Linked DNA regions of Homo sapiens: region 2 is linked to region 1. A link is a loop called in an ENCODE intact Hi-C map of the cell type or tissue named here. Cell type or tissue: Caco-2. All regions are shown on one strand.

The links. A loop is a pair of places that touch in the nucleus more often than their neighbours do. Peaks named below come from ENCODE experiments on the same cell type or tissue, not always from the same donor. Only the 100,000 strongest peaks of a DNase experiment are listed, where the experiment ranks them.
Region 2: it touches region 1 in a loop (3-fold over the local background); 6 of 110 quality-filtered maps call a loop at or near these places.

The regions. Positions count from the first base shown.
Region 1 is chr4:41,129,174-41,137,173 of GRCh38, reverse strand. All of the region lies in intron 2 of APBB2 (amyloid beta precursor protein binding family B member 2), which reads left to right. Among named protein-coding and RNA genes, the nearest start is that of APBB2, 81 kb to the left of the region's middle. In Caco-2, no CTCF peak of the experiment used is centred here; DNase peaks (open chromatin) are centred at 3,373, 4,673 and 7,017.
Region 2 is chr4:40,971,682-40,979,681 of GRCh38, reverse strand. The region is part of intron 6 of APBB2 (amyloid beta precursor protein binding family B member 2); the gene reads left to right. Among named protein-coding and RNA genes, the nearest start is that of NSUN7, 230 kb to the right of the region's middle. In Caco-2, a CTCF peak has its summit at 3,249 (motif pointing left); a DNase peak (open chromatin) is centred at 3,250.

The sequences.
Region 1 (8,000 bases):
ACCTATGAATTAAAATGTCTTGCGTGTGTTTGGTAACATAGTGTAGTTGTATATGTTTTATGAAAATGGGACATTTTTCATAGTATAAAATGCTAGCTGTATTTTTATATTTACCTATTCTGTTTTTATCTTTGTATTAGTATGATTCTGAATAGCTAAGTGTGAAGACATTAAAATAATTATATTAGAAATGTGAAGATTGCAAAATATATATATCTTTAGTTACAACTGCGTTATGGATGCATAAACATTGAAAAGGAAATTGTTTAAAAGTCAGTGCTTTATTGTGACATTTGGAATCTAGTTGATCATTTTCTCTTGTTTTCTAATAAACTCCTAATTTTGTTTGGGACATGACATTTTTAATGTGAAAAAAATCTAAATGTAAGTCTTGGTGAAATGCAGAGACATTTCCCTTCTCTGGCACATAGCTGAGCTGACTATTGCTGCTGGGCTTTAACTGGAGATTACAGTCATGCTATTAGATTTGGAACCTGTTTTCTGCAGTGCCGTTAGTAGGTCAAGCCATGCGTCCTGGTTCCTGGAGGGCTCAGTTCTCAGGATGGCTTATCTGCTTCCTGCTTTCTTCGTAATCTTCTCATTTCAACCTGAGTAGACCAGCTTGATGGCAACTGACATGTGTGTTACCTGGCCCTTTTACTTTCCTGGGAAGTCTTTTAACTGATAATATCACCTCCTAAAAACATATCCATAGAGCAACATGGAATTATCTTTTTTATTGTTCATTTAAAGTCAAAGCCATAAGTAAGCTTTCATTTATAACTCTAAGTCCCTGGAAATAGGTGTTATGAAACTTTTAACCCAGTCACTTCTTTAAATCTTTTCTTTCTCTCTGTTGCCCCTTTAAACATCTTTGTGACCTATTCACAGAATGACTCCATGAGGAGTGTAGTATAATGTTCTGGAAAGATAAGGTCTTCTTATTCTTGTTTTCTTTTGGGAGCTGAATCAAAGCATGGCTGGGTTAGAGTAACCTCTTAACCATCGTTTACTTTGAATAGAGCCTTTTTGCCAGCTGAAGTTGGGATTCAAAATGATTGAATCACTGAAGTTTGAGTTGTAGTACAATTACATTCATGAAGACTCTGGCCTATTTATGATCATTTGCTTGCAGATGAAGCAAAATCAGATCAACCTAGTCACATTCACTGAGTCAACACCAGAATGAAGAGAGTGTCAGGGAACTGGGTGTGGTGGCACGTATCTGTAGTCCCAGCTATTCAGGAGGCTGAGGCAAGAGAATTGCTTGAGCCCAGGAGCTTGAGACCAGCATGGGCAACATAGCAAGACCCAGATCCTGTCTAGAAAAGAAAAGAGTGCCTGGAACTTGCTTCTTTAGTACAGCCACAATTTTGTATACATCTGTAATGAGGATGTTTATGACAAATACATTAACAGAGTTTGGAATAATATATCTTTTGATATTTTTCTTGTCTTTTTTTATGTTGAATAATCTGTGAAGTATAGGTTTTCTTTAACAGCTTTCAAAGATACTGTGAGTGACATACAGTCATTTATTTTAATATAATTACTGATACAAGAACAAACAGTACTTTCTCAGTTTCATACTGATCTGTGATGCATAAAATGTTTAATTTGATTATATTGTCCAAATAAGATCTATACGCATGACACGATAGCTATTCAAAGTTTCTGAAATTTCCAAATTGATTATTATCTATTCAAATAAGCATTGATCATTGATCCTTGGCTTCATTCATAAACAAAAATAGTCTACTGGTTTGGATAGTGTCTATGAAAAAACATATAATAATTTATAAAAAACAAGTATCAACATTGGTCTGGCTTGCATTAAAAAATCTTTCGGTGCAGTTTGTTAGTGTACTGTCTTTAAGGATGAAAGAATATAGTTTTGAATGTAATCGTCATGCATCTGAGGCCCTTTGAGGACAGGTTTTAGAATCATAGTAACCATGCTATGCTTGGGTTTGTAAGGGTGATTTTTTTTTTTTTTTTTTTTTTGAGGGCTCAAGGATATAGTTTGTTACTGCTGTGGCTTTTTTTCTGGTGTCTGGTTAAAATGTCACAGAGCATATGAAAAGTAAGACAGTAATTAGTGACTTGAGGAATGAATTCTCCTAGAAATAAGAAGTCTGGAGTTCCAATCAGGACTTTAGATCCTTGATTATTCTAAAATAGGATTGAAAATGACCACTGGTCTTGAGCAGTCATTAACATATGAGTGATAAGGAATGTTGAATTTGTGTTACTTCAGTGCAAATCAGTTAAATTCCAAGTGAACTAGTTAGCAGTGTCCTGTAAGGAGGGCAGCTGTGGTAGTTTGCTGGAGGGAACGAAATGAAGTATTATTGAGGGAAACAGCCAAAATGCAAGCCCTTCTGGGGAGAGGTTGCATGTGCAGTTTGCCAAGTACTAAGCACTTTCTCAGTATCTTATGGGAGTGGCTCAAGGCGGGGGCAGACTTCATTTGATCCTCACAACAGTTCTTTGACAGAGACAGTGTTACCCAGTTTTAGAGAAGCTCAGGATTGGAGAGATCAAATGATTTTTGTTCAAGTCTTACACCCACTAATTTAAATTTGAATCCAGATGTTCCGAAACTCCATGATATACTTGTATAAATCAAAGCACTGCCTATGAAGTGGTTTACCCAGAGCAAACTCTCTTTATATATTTTCTTTATTTGTGGGGGGCTGGGGGCTGGGACTACAGGCACCCGCCACCATGCCTGGCTAATTGTTTTTTTTGTATTTTTAGTAGAGATGGGGTTTCACCATGTTAGCCAGGATGGTCTCCATCTCCTGACCTTGTGATCAGCCCGCCTTGGCCTCCCAAAGTGCTGGGATTACAGGCATGAGCCACTGCGCCCGGCCCTAAAAAGTTTGTCCTGGCTGGGCACGATGGCTCACACCTGTAATCCCAGCCCTTTGAGAGGCTGAGGCAGGAGGATCACTTGAGACCAGGAGTTCCAGACCAGCCTGGATAACATAGGACAACCTATCTCTACAAAAAATTAATTAACTTAAAAAAAAATTAGCCAGGTATGGTGGCACATGCCTATAAACCTAGCTACTCAAGAGGCAGAGGTGGGTGGACCACTTGAGCCCAGGAGGTCAAGGTTTTAGTGAACAATGATGGAGCCACTGTATTCCAGCCTGGGTGACAGAGCAAGACTGTCTAAAAAAAAAGAAAAAAGGAAAGTGTGTCCTAGGTTTTATAGCTAGGTATGTGGCCCAGCCATCTACTCCATGAACTTGCTGTGAATTACTGAGAGGTATTTTGGTGGCTGGGGGAATCAGATACTCCTAAGCAGCTGCTTAGAGAAGGAAGGAAGAAGATAAGCCTTGGACATTCCTGGCTTCCCCTCCCCCTTACTCTGCACTCCTTGTTTGGGAGCTGCCTAGAATTTTTCAGTGGGGAGAGAGGGACCAAGGTGTTTACCTCTATGATGGTTTGAGACTCTGGTCAATCTGTTGCTTTTCTAGTATTCTCACCTGGTAGCATTCTTAGTTAAGTACCTAGTAGATGTTAATCCCTTTCTTCCTTTTCCTGTCGCTGTGTCTGCCTCTTAGACACAAAGTACAGAAACTAATAAACGGAAAGGTTAAGCTATACAGAACCCTTTCCAAAGCTGTGATTGCCAACCTCCAGCTTTTTAGAGACATTTCTGGTTTGATTCACGGAGTCTGTGTTGTCTAGAAGAGCTTGACTTGGTCTGCTAGGGGTTGATTGTCTAGCAGTTCTGAGATGCAGTTTGAGGCACAGCAGGTCAGTTGTGATACTTCCAGCACGTGCAAAAAAGGGACTTCTGTTTGAGATTAAATTATCTTCTGAAATAGACACAATTCAAAAGCAATTTGGTGATGTATTTCAGAACTTAAAATCACCAGCAATTTCATAAATATGTTCACTTAAAACTATGCCAAGATATTTATATGATATATTGTAGCATATTTGTAAAGAATGAAGTAGTTCTGTATATGTGCTCCTTTGGAAAGATTTATAAGATATATATACACACTTACGTGTACATATATATAAAAAATGAAAAAAATGCCTTGTGGAATCAATGTGATTACCATTCCCTTTTGTATAATTTTTTTAAAAAAGGTATATATGCTGGTGTATGCATTTTTTCCCTGAAAAAGATGTACAGTACAACTGTTAATAAACTGGAAAACTTTTTCTTCCTTTTCTGTATTTGAATTTTCTAACTATGTTCACTTATTTTTCTTTCCTTTAAAAAAAAATCGGGATAGCTGAGCAGTATGATTATGTATCATTTTGCTTTAGTTTTAATGTATTTTATAAAACCTTACTAAGTGTTTTTTAAAAATATTGCAATTTTTTTCTAATGTTCATTTGTCAGTTTTTCTTGTCCTCTGGGAGTTCAGAGGAAGTAAGCAATTTTTGTGGGGAGAGTGGTAAAGCATATAGATAGCAAATGTTCTCAGGAAAGCTTATTAATTAAAACATTGAGTTGAAAAATAGAAAGGAAAAAGATATTTCCTAAATGTAATTTGAAGGACAATGAATTCAATCTTGCTGAAGTGTGTTTGAAGGTGTACCTTTATGCTTAGTTTGTTTGCTTTCAAAGGAGCTTTGGACTGAATTGTATTTGCTTTTCAGACTGCAGGGCTGGAGGTGGCCATGGAAGCCTCCAGAATCTGATTGCTAATCAGGAAAGCTGTTTGCTAAGAAAGGCCTGCCTGTTTGGACTTGAAGTAATGACTGATGCACAGATAAAGCCAGGGTGACTTTTTAAATATCTTTTGACTTCTGTGTCCAGATTTTGCTTTTCTCTTAATTAAAACCCTTAGACAAAGGTCACAGGTCAAAGGAGATGATTCCTCTAAACTCTTCTGGTAGCAATAGCTGCTTAACTCTTCAACTCTTGATAGGCTTGTCTGGAAACTGTTGTGTTCATTTTTCTATGACGTGATTTACCTCCTTTGGCTTAGTTTGAGTGCTGAAATGTAGTAATAGATACGAAGATGGAAATTTTTTTTTACAATGTAGATAATGGTAGTCTGGAGAAGAAAGGCATTGTGCTAACCTTTATCCATATTTCATATGGAATACTTGAAGTTTTATTTTTACTTTTTATTTATTTATTTATTTATTTATTTTTGAGACAGAGTCTTGCTCTGTCGCCCAAGCTGGAGTGCAGTGGTGCAGTCTTGACTCACTGCAACCTCCGCCTCCTGGGTTCAAGTGATTCTCCTGCCTCAGCCTCCTGAGTAGCTGGGACTACAGGTGTGTGCCACCATGCCTGGCTAATTTTTGTATTTTTAGTAGAGACAGGGTTTTGCCATGTTGCCCAGGCTGGTCTTGAACTCCTGGCCTCAGGTGATCCACCCGCCTTGGCCTCCCAAAGTGCTGGGATTACAGACGTGATCCACTGTGCCCGGCCGAAGTTTTATTTTTAAAAATCAGTAAACAGTGTTATTTTTCTAATTTCATAAGAATTTTAGAAACGTATTTTCCTAAAATGGTTTGTTAAATACCTCATCCGACTCAGTAATGTTTATTTTTGCCATATCTCCTTCTCTTTATAACTTCTGTACTGATATCTGACCTTAAACTTAGTCATGCCAGGAATCATAACCCCTATATTTCAAGGTATGTGAACCATAGTACAGGAATTTTAATCTATTAGGAAGATTAAGGGGACAGTTTCTAAAATACATATCTATGTATGTATATGTATGTGTTTGTATGTAATTGATATTTATAATATAGAAAAGTCTAAAACACCACCATTGTCAGTTGATATCATAAATGAGGAAAAACTGATATTATCTTCAGTACATACTCACTTCCCAAAAGAATCTGATAATTTAAAAATTCAGGGTAATCAATACCTAATACAAAGATAGCAAACTCAAATGCCGACAAGACAGGGACCCAACAGAAAGTAAACCAGTGAACTTGGGCATAGAGTGGAGAAAAAGGGCACAGCTACTGCTCAGCTTCTCGCTTCTGCTGTTCAGGAATGAGGCTCCAGTGTAGCATGATCTGCTGATACATCAAGAGAAGGCAGAAATGTAGAGCTTTGTGAATGCCCCCATACTTTTAATGTGTTGGAAACACATTAAAAAATTAAAACATTGTACTCTCGCATGTTTTGCTGTGATGTTCCTTGTCAGTACTTCAGGGCCTGAGAAGCATAAGGGGTGGCGCTTGTTCTTTGGTGACGTATGGTCTAGTTGGGCCCTTATGATGTGGAGCAGTTGAAGGGCTGAGATAAATGGTGTGGGTGCTGAAGGCCACAGGATCCTAAGGAGGTAGAAATTGGTGTGAGTCAGACCATCCTAGGAAGCTTCATAGAGGAAGGGGATCTGTCCTACAAGGCCTTAACATTTAGGGCCATGGAGAGAAGGGAGGGCGGATGGGGAGCAGAAGTGGGGAGGGCGTGGTCTTGGGGCATCGGTAGGCACTCGAGGAGACTGGCCTCTGTAGAAGGCCTCACAGTGGGTCTGTGCTCTGAAGAGCTCCTCACAGAGCTGGAGGAGAGTTAGCTATGGGGAGAATATGAGATGTAGTTAGAAAGGAAAGGAGGGGGCCACCCTCTGGGGCCCTCTAGGCAATCATAAGGACTTCATGTTTTACTGTGGGGACAGAGAAGACTGATTGCAAGTTCTGATAGCAGAAGTGCTGTGGTGTGGCTTGAGTTTTAACAGGATTCCTCTGTTGAGAATAGAGTGTAGAGGGCAAGGATAGAATTAGGGCAAGCAGCAAGGAGGTCACTGGAATAATCCAGGCCAGATGAATGAGGGCTTGGGTAAGGGGCAGCAATGGATCTACGCTGAAGGTCGAGTCAGGACTGTTTTCTGGTGGAATGGACCTTGGAAACATGTCCACATTCCATTCTTTTCATTGATAATGACCAAGCTGCAGCTTAGACCCTTCTCCTCATTCCTAGATAACTGTGAAATTCTAGAAATTTTCCTTCTCGTTCTCAATTTTCTCTTTTCATCGTATAGCTACAGCAGGATTGATGTTGGAATGCTGGCCCCATCACAGCCTCCCTGGCTTTTGAACACAGTGGGCAGATTTCTGCCTCAGGGCCATTGCATTGGCTGGTTCTTCTTGTGTTCTCTTCCCCAGATATCCTCCTGGATAATGTCCTTTCTCATTTAATTCTTACTCAAATGTTAGTCTGTCGGTGAAACCTACCCTGATCGATGTTTTAAAAATTGCAAACCTTCCTGTCACTCCTCCCCAAATCCCTCTTAACCTTTTAATTTTTTTCCCTGTAGATCTTAGCCCCTTCTAACATACCTGCATACTTTACTTACATTTTAAGTTATTGTCTCTCTCTTCTCACTGGAATATAAATGCCAAGAGGAATTTATATAAATATAAATATATTTATATATATAAATTGCAAAAGGCAGGGATTTTTGTTTTTGTTCACTGATACATCCCTGTCACCTAGACTAGTGTCTGGTGGGGACTGGGTACTTGATAAATATTTGTTGAAGGAATGAATAAGTGGCTTTCAAGAGGCACTTAAGATATACCACATGTCAGACACTGAAAATTAAAAACAAACAAAGCAAAGACACAAGCCCTGCCCCAGCGCACATGGTTCAGTGAGGCACAACAGCAGGAGAACAAAGCCTGTTGATCTAATACAATGTGTCCAAACTTCTGTGCAAACAAAAGTAAAAAAGCAAGTAATTCTTCCCTTTTCAGCCAAGTCTAGACTGTTGATTTGGACTTCCCAAGGCACACAGGTAGGGGAGAGGTGATGACATTTCAGGGAGAGGGAGCAGTGTGAGAGGGGACATGGAGGCAGGAATGTGCCATCTGTGTAGTCAGGAGGGTGTTGGTGGTGGAGAGTGACTGAAGATGAGGCAAGAAAATGGAAAGTGGGGCCAGTTGAGAGGGGACTTGAATACCCTGCACAGGAGTCTTGACTCCCCAAATTTATTGAGCTCCTGTTGTGTGTCAAGAACAGTGCTAGGTGCTTGGGATTCAAAGGTGAATAG
Region 2 (8,000 bases), 160 kb after region 1:
GAGGCTGCCCTTTGGTCCTTGCTGTGTGGCCTCCTTTTGTACATGGCAGTTTACTTCTTCAGGGCCAGCATGGGAATATCTGCTGCTGCTTCTCTCTTAGGAGCTTGCCTGATTAGGTCAGGCCCATCCAGAATACAGAATAGTCTCTTTTTAAATTAGAACAAAAACAGTTGACTATGGATCTTAATTAAATATGTAAAATCCTTTGAAGCTCAGAATTCAGAGATAAAAATAAGTAAATAAATACGTAAAATCCCTTCACCTTACAATGCAACATAATCACAATAGGATATTTCTAGGTCTTGCCTATAGTTGGGGGAGGGAACTGTTCAGAGCATGTGCATCAGGATGCAGGAATCTTAGGGCCATCTTAGAATTCTTTTATGTGTCCAAAGATTGTCTGTTGTATGTTGGACATCAAGTCTTTTAGTTGCTAGCAACTCCATAAAAATATTAATTTCTAGAGATCTCAAATTAATTGTACAGATTCTATTATACAGCTTTTTTGAGACATGTTGTTAAGCAGAAAAAAGTATATAGCCTTCCTTCCAGATTCTTAAACTAGAGAGTGTTAGAAAAACTCAGAGCTCATCAAGTTACCCGAACTCATTGTGCAGATGAGAAACCATCTCAGTGGAAGAAACTTCCCAAGGTCATGGAGCCAGGAAAGGCTGAGAATCCTTTGGCTCCAGTATTAGGGCCTTTTCTATCATTACTTTTCCTGTGTATCTCATAGTTTTCTTTTAAAAAAAAAATCATGAGTTCCAAGTACTCTTATTAATCTGCAGTTCATTGACTTTAATGAGCAATTTTTTTTGTTTCCCGTAATTGTATTGAATTAGAACATTTTTCATCTAATGTGTATACGAATTAGTTACTAACTGAAATGGAATCTTGGAGAAAATGAGCTTTTGCTTGTTTATTTGTAAGTATAAAATCTTCATAATTTTCATGATGACTCATATGGTCAAGGAACTGTGGAACTGAGGATAGGGATAGGAAGGAACCACAGAAAGCTTATATGATCCAGCTACCTTGCAAAAAACCCTTTTCGTGATTGACGGTTGGATTGACATTTGTTAAGTAATTTTCCACGCTTTTTTTTCCCAAGGAAAATATTCAGGAATGCTTGATTTAAAAAAAATACTAATTTAATTATAAATATGATTGAATATTTTTCTCTTTTTTTCTAGAGTAAAATCTTGTTGATAAGACAGTGTTTTTCTCTAGTGGTTTGTATTCAGGCTTCCTCTTCAGTCTCACTAAATGGCCTCACAGGTGGGTAGATGCATTTGTCTTGAAAGGTGACTGTTACCAAATACAAATCTTGTAGATGCACATTTATCTTGAAAAGTGACTGTTACCAAATAAAAATTTAAGTTATATCTCAGCATGGAGACCACGGCTCTGGTCAGGTAGGAGCCAAATGTCCTTAGCCTGAATGTGTGACTAGAAGAATATGTGACTTAGTCCAGTTTCATAGCTGCCTGATTTGGGGCAAGCTTGCTGACTTGGGTCTGGGCACCACATCTTTGACAGTTGTCAAGTATGCTGTGGGCTAAATACCCAAGGTTAAGAAAACAATCCAGGCATAGGCTATTTCTGGCCACCCTTTCTTCCATCTTCTATATGAGCACCTTGTTGTAGGTACAAAAGAGAACATTTCTATTATATTTACACGAGAGTTGCTGAACCATTTTTCCACTGCTTCTACCATGAAGCCTCTGATTGCCTGCCACATCACTATGTCACACCCTCCTGAGCCTTGGAGCTGGAGTTTGTGTTTTACATTCTATCTTATATGAAACTCCTGTGCACATTTGTTTTATCTCCATTAGAACTAAGGCTCTTTGAGGTGACAGCAATGTCTCCAGTGTCTTTCTGGTGATCATTTTTATATCTGTCACACACTGTAGTCATTCCTAGCCTCGGACCTCTTGGGAATCAGGTGATATTTCAGTCTGTATGTACACCATGTGTTTTATATGTGTGTGACTCTTTTTCAAATATTAATATATATAGACGCTCTTGAGACTATTAAAACACAAGTTTCTTTAAAAGTTTATTGAGACCAGGTGCAGTGGCTCACACCTGTAAACCCAGCACTTTGGGAGGCCGAAGTGGGAGGATCACCTGAGGTCAGAAATTCGAGACCAGCTTGGCCAACATGGCGAAACTCTGTCTTTACTAAAAATACAAAAATTAGTTGGGTGTGGTAGTGGGTGCCGGTAATCCCAGCTACTTGGGAGGCTGTAGCATGAGAATCGCTTGAACCTGGGAGTTGGAGATTGCAGTGAGCTGAGATTATGCCAGTGCACAGCTGGGGAGACAAGAGCAAAACTCCGTCTTAAAAAAAAAAAAAACAACTATATTGAATTCATTACAGTATGGTTCTTTTCTTAATTAGTATTTACTAAGAATAAAATAAAAGACACCTACATGCTTCCATGTTGAGAGCCACTGCCCTTCAGCATCTAGCAAGGTGCTTTGCATTTTGAGATATTTCCTCATCTCAAGCCTTCTTTGGCTCTGTGTTTCTTCTGTGAGGTATGTGAAGAAGATGGACAGTGCATTTCCTTTGTATCAGTAATAACCATTTCAGTTCTTTAATAATTTGAATGAAAATCTATTTTTTTTTGAGACAAAGTCTCTGTCACCAGGCTGGAGTGCAGTGGCTCAATCATAGCTCACTGTAGCCTCGACCTCCTGGGCTCAAGTGATCCTCCCACCTCAGCCTCCCAAGTATCTGAGACCACTGCCATGAGCCATCATGCTCAGCTAATTTTTTTTATTTTTTATAGGATGGGGTCTCACTATGTTGCCCATGTTGCTCAGGCTGATCTCAAACTCCTAGGCTCAAGCTAATCCTCCTGCCTTGGCCTCCCAAAGTGCTGGAATTACAGGCATGAGCCACCTTGCCCCATCTGAATAAATAGGAAATTAATGTTCACTTCCAGCCCTAGACTGGAAGCTCCTGAGCCCCAGTGCTGTGTCTGTTTAGGATCTATTGCTTAACAGATTGATGACCCTCACATAGGAAGTTCAGTACACATTAGTGGTCAGAGGCTCCATGATCACAGCTGTTAAGTGTTTTTAACTGCTGTTTAATCTCTAGGCACTTTACTAATTTTTAAAAGTTGGAAATTCCTATGGTAATATGATTCCCAAAGAAAGGTCTCCAGTCCCTTAACTAAAAGATTTAGAATACCTTAGCTAACCTTAGAGTTAAAGCAAAATGTCTGCCCCCTGGTGTCAGATCAACAACTAGCATCTTAGCTAATTCTCATAGTGAGTTCCATTAATTATATGATTTAGTTTTTACAGTAAATTATACATTGCACATAAAATTAAAAATAAGCACCATTTTAAACTTGCCACTCGCTGCTATGAAACTGGGATTTTTGGCTTATATTCAACATTGTTGGTTTTTTTCATGTCTAAATAATAATTTGAAATTAAAGTCTAATTTTAGTAAATTTTCTATATGCTATTAACTCTGTAGCACTGAATTTTATAGAGGAGAGAAATAATGAAGGTTTTATGTGAAACAAAAATAGCCTTAAACATTATTAATATTTTATGAGTTTGTATAAATCTTCATACTGCAGATAGTTTTCCTAATATTTTTGGCCAGAAAGAAGGATAAAAATTCATTTAATAAAAGTCTTTGAATATTTCCATATTTCTATATTGTGTGGGGAAAAAAAGAAAAAAAAAGCATTTGAGTAATGTAAATTTACTGGTTTGGATTAAATGAGAATGAAAGTATTCATGAGAGTCCCTAGAATCAGTTAATCCAAGTCCTGGGTTAAGAAATAAGAAATCAGTAGAGAATTTGTTCTCTGTTTTTGTAGAGAATGAGGTTTATATAGGGGAAAGTAGAGTGGTTGTTGTGTGTGTGTGTGTGTGTGTGTGTGTGTGTGTGTGTTTTCTTACTACATTTAAATTCTTTATTTACCTGAAAGCTGTTTGTGTGCACTGTAGGGAAGGCATCATGACGTGATGGTTCTCTTGCTAGGCCAACTCTAAGATTATATGAGATAAAGCATGTGGAGTATTTCATACAGTGCCTGGGGCAGTAAGGACTCATAAATGTTAGAAGAGGAAGATATTTATTAATAACGTGCAGCATGTACCAGGGATTGTGCTAATGATACGTCCATGAGGTTTATAGCCTCAAGGAGCTGAAATTCTATTGCAGAAGTCAGACAATAATTAAACACAAAATTAGACAAAAATGGTTGTGATTAGTACTCAACATAGAAAAGCACTGTGGTGCAGGGGAGTGAGGGGAGAACTGGATTAGTAATTTGAAGCCAAAAAAAGGGTGAAAGCCTTTTGAGAAACCAAAGATAGATTCCCTGTTGTCCATATACTGGAACACGTTCAATTCACTTATTGAAGACTCTCTGGGCCCTTACTCAAGGCCTGTTTACTCGGATTTATGTACATTTCTAACATGGTTTCATAGTTGACAAGACATTATTTGCAGTGGGTTAGAAGAGAGTGGATGGTGGGAGGACGGATCAGCAGAAAAAATAAGCTGATAGAACCAAGCCCTCTGGTATTAGGGAGTGATAGCCTAGCATTGGGGTGGGGAGGAAGGAGAGGGACCCAGACCAAACCCTAAATGCTGAAAGGACATGTCAGTTAGCAGTGGTAGAGACAAAGGGTTGAAGTGTCTCTTGTTGTAGCAGTTAGCAGTTGTAGCAGAAATTGGAGAATATTCTGCACATTTGGGATAAAAGGGGTATGTAAGTAAAATCATGTTTTGAGCACTTTTTTTAATAAAGCAGAGAAATGATCAATGAGCATCAATGCACATGCCCCTCGGCATTTGTAATGTAAGGTTGCTTTGGCTCCACTAGAAATGTGAGTTCCTTAAAGGCAGCGACTGTATGCCATTCTTACTGTGTATTCTCAGAATTTATGTTAGAATCCAGCCCAAAGTAGTGAGTCGTTCAGTAGATATTCTCTGATCATGTTAGATTAAAGAGGTTTACTTCTCCAGACAGATCTTCATGGAGATATTGGAATTAGATATGCCTGAAATTGGATGTATAGGCAAGCTGTAAGTTCAGCATCCCTTCTTATAATTCTATAACAGAGAAGTGGTTAGGCAACTTCTGTTCTTTTAGTCTCTGTTTACTATAATAAAACTATAAATCTTTCTCCTTTTAAAAAAGTAGCTGTATATGCCATTTATTAACTGGTTTACTGATTTGTTGGTCTGTTTGAGCACACATGTATTGCTCCTTCTGTGTCCTTGGCCCTGGGCTAAAACCTGAGAGTATAGTGTGGTGAAGATTTCTCCCTACCCTCAAACAGTTCTGGTATCTCTGAGTACATTCACTATATTAATAAGTTGAATTGTGTCCGCCCAGAAAGATACATTGAAGAGCTAACCTCTGGTACCTATAAGTCTGACATTATGTAGGAAGAGAGTCATTGCACCTGTAATCAAGTTAAGGTAAGGTCATTAGAGTGGTCCTAATCCAATATTTAGTGGTGTTCTTAGAAGAGGAAATTTGGCTGGGTGCAGTGGCTCATACCTGTAATCCCAGCACTTTTGGAGGCCAAGGTGGGTGGATCACAAGGTCAGGAGTTCGAGACCAGCCTGACCACCGTAATGAAACCCCGTCTCTACTAAAAATACAAAAAAATTAGCCAGGTGTGGTGGCGCGTGCCTGTAATCCCAGCTACTCGGAAGGCTGAGGCAGGATAATTGCTTGAACTTGGGGGGCGGAGGTTGCAGTGAGCCGAGATCGCGCCACTGCACTCCAACCTGGGCGACAGAGTGAGACTCTGTCTGGAAAAAAAAAAAAAAAAGGAAATTTGGAGACAGACACACACACAGAAGAAAGAGAATGCCAGGTGAATCCAGAGGAAGATGGATATGTGAAGACAGGCAGAGATTGCAGTTGTGCTGCCACAAACCAAGGAATGTCTGGGACTACCAGAAGCTCAAAGCAGCAAGGAAGAATCCCTCCTTAATGGTTTTGCAGGGGAGCATGGCCCTGCCAACACCTTGATTTTAGACTTTTTGCCTTCAAAACTATGGAACGATAGATTTCTGTTGTTTTAAACCACTCAGTTTGTGATACTTTGGTACAGCAGCCCTAGGAAATAAATACAACTGTAATACATTTCTGTGTGAATCAGAGACCTGGTGGGAAATAGGTGATGACTCCAGTGAGACACAGGGGTGAGAGCACACTTAAGAAAAACTTCCAAGGTATGGGGAAGGCTTCTAGGGTTGGCAGCGGCAGGTTTTCATTAGCACGTCCAGGCCTGAAGGGCTAAGTCAAGAGAAAGTTCTTGGAACCCAGGTAGAGCTAGATTGACACCTGTGAATTTGAGAAGATGGCCTGACTAGTCCAGGCTAACTTGTGCCATGGTAGAGAGGAAGCTGGGGTGTTAATATCCTGACCTTCTTTTCCCAGGCTCTCTGATCACTTGCTGAGCCTCTTATTGGTCGAACCTGCCAAGAGAGCTCATTGATGTAGTCCATAGAGTTTACCTCAGGATACACAGCAGGGTGGAAAAGAGGGAGGGTCGATCTGGAAGGGAAATTGGAGAATATTCTGCACATTTGGGATAAAAGGGGTATGTATATGTCATTCAAATATATGTTTATGGGAAGGAAAGAATCTAATGTGTAAGACAGTGTTTATTGTACATACCACTGGTTCTCAACAAATACTTCTGATTAAGGATATAAAATATCTAGAAATGTTTATGTTGCAGTCTAAGATTCAAGGCTGTGGAATTCATTTAGCAAATTCTTATTAAGCACTCACTGTAGTGCCAAATCTTAGACAGGCCCTGGGGATAAGTACTGAGCAAAATTGACTCTATCCTTTGCCTTCATTGAGCTAATAGTCTAATGTCACCAACTGTATTCACTAGGGTTAAAACTTCATGGGATTCGTTACTTCTCTCATGACACACAATGTAACTGGAAATTACTAACTGGATTCCACTCTTCACCTGTGGACTGCAAGCTTTGTGAAGTCAGCAGTGTGGTTGCCTCTGTTTACTTCTAACACCTAGTTCAATGCCTGGTTCCTGGCACATGTGCATTGAATGAACTGATGAATGAATACATGAATGAATGAATGAGTGCCTTGTATTTACTATTTAGGAGTTTCTGAAAATTAGTGGATGACTTAAAGTATATAAAAGTGGACAAATTAAATATATTAGGGATTTTGCTATTTTATTTATTTATTTATTATTATTTTTTTTTTTTTTGAGATGGAGTCTCGCTCTGTCACCCAGGCTGGAGCGCAGTGGCGCCATCTCGGCTCACTGCAAGCTCTGCCTCCCGGGTTCATGCCATTCTCCTGCCTCAGCCTCCCGAGTAGCTGGGATTACAGGCGCCCGCCACCACGCCTGGCTAATTTTTTGTATTTTTAGTGGAGACGGGGTTTCACCTTGTTAGCCAGGATGGTCTCCATCTCCTGACCCTGTGATCCACCCACCTCGGCCTCCCAAAGTGCTGGGATTACAAGCATGAGCCACCACAGCCGGCCAGGATTTTGCTATTTTAAAGGATTGTTGGATTAATCCTGTATAAAATTGAGCAGTAAAAATAGTCTATAATTTATCTAAGTGTGGATTTTTATTTGTGGGAATTTTATTTTTTGTTGAGAGCACTTTTGTTCGATGTTAGAGATTGAAACCAAATATTATATTTTAGTTTTCTCTGGTCACTCTTCTTATGAATTAATTGTCCCGTAAGGATACGCGCTAAAGTTGAAGCTCAAATCTGAACATGAAAGGATTCATTATGCACTATAGGCTTTTCATACCTATTAATAAGTCAATGGTTTGAATGTAGATCAAGAATTTAAGGGATTACTTTCACTAATTTTAATGTTAAAGCAAAATATCTGCCACCTGGTGTCAGATTAAGACTCAAAAGGTGTCAAAAGAAGGGGATATATGATAGGTTTTCTTTCTCTACTTTTGAAACATTTTCTAGTACTAAATTAGAG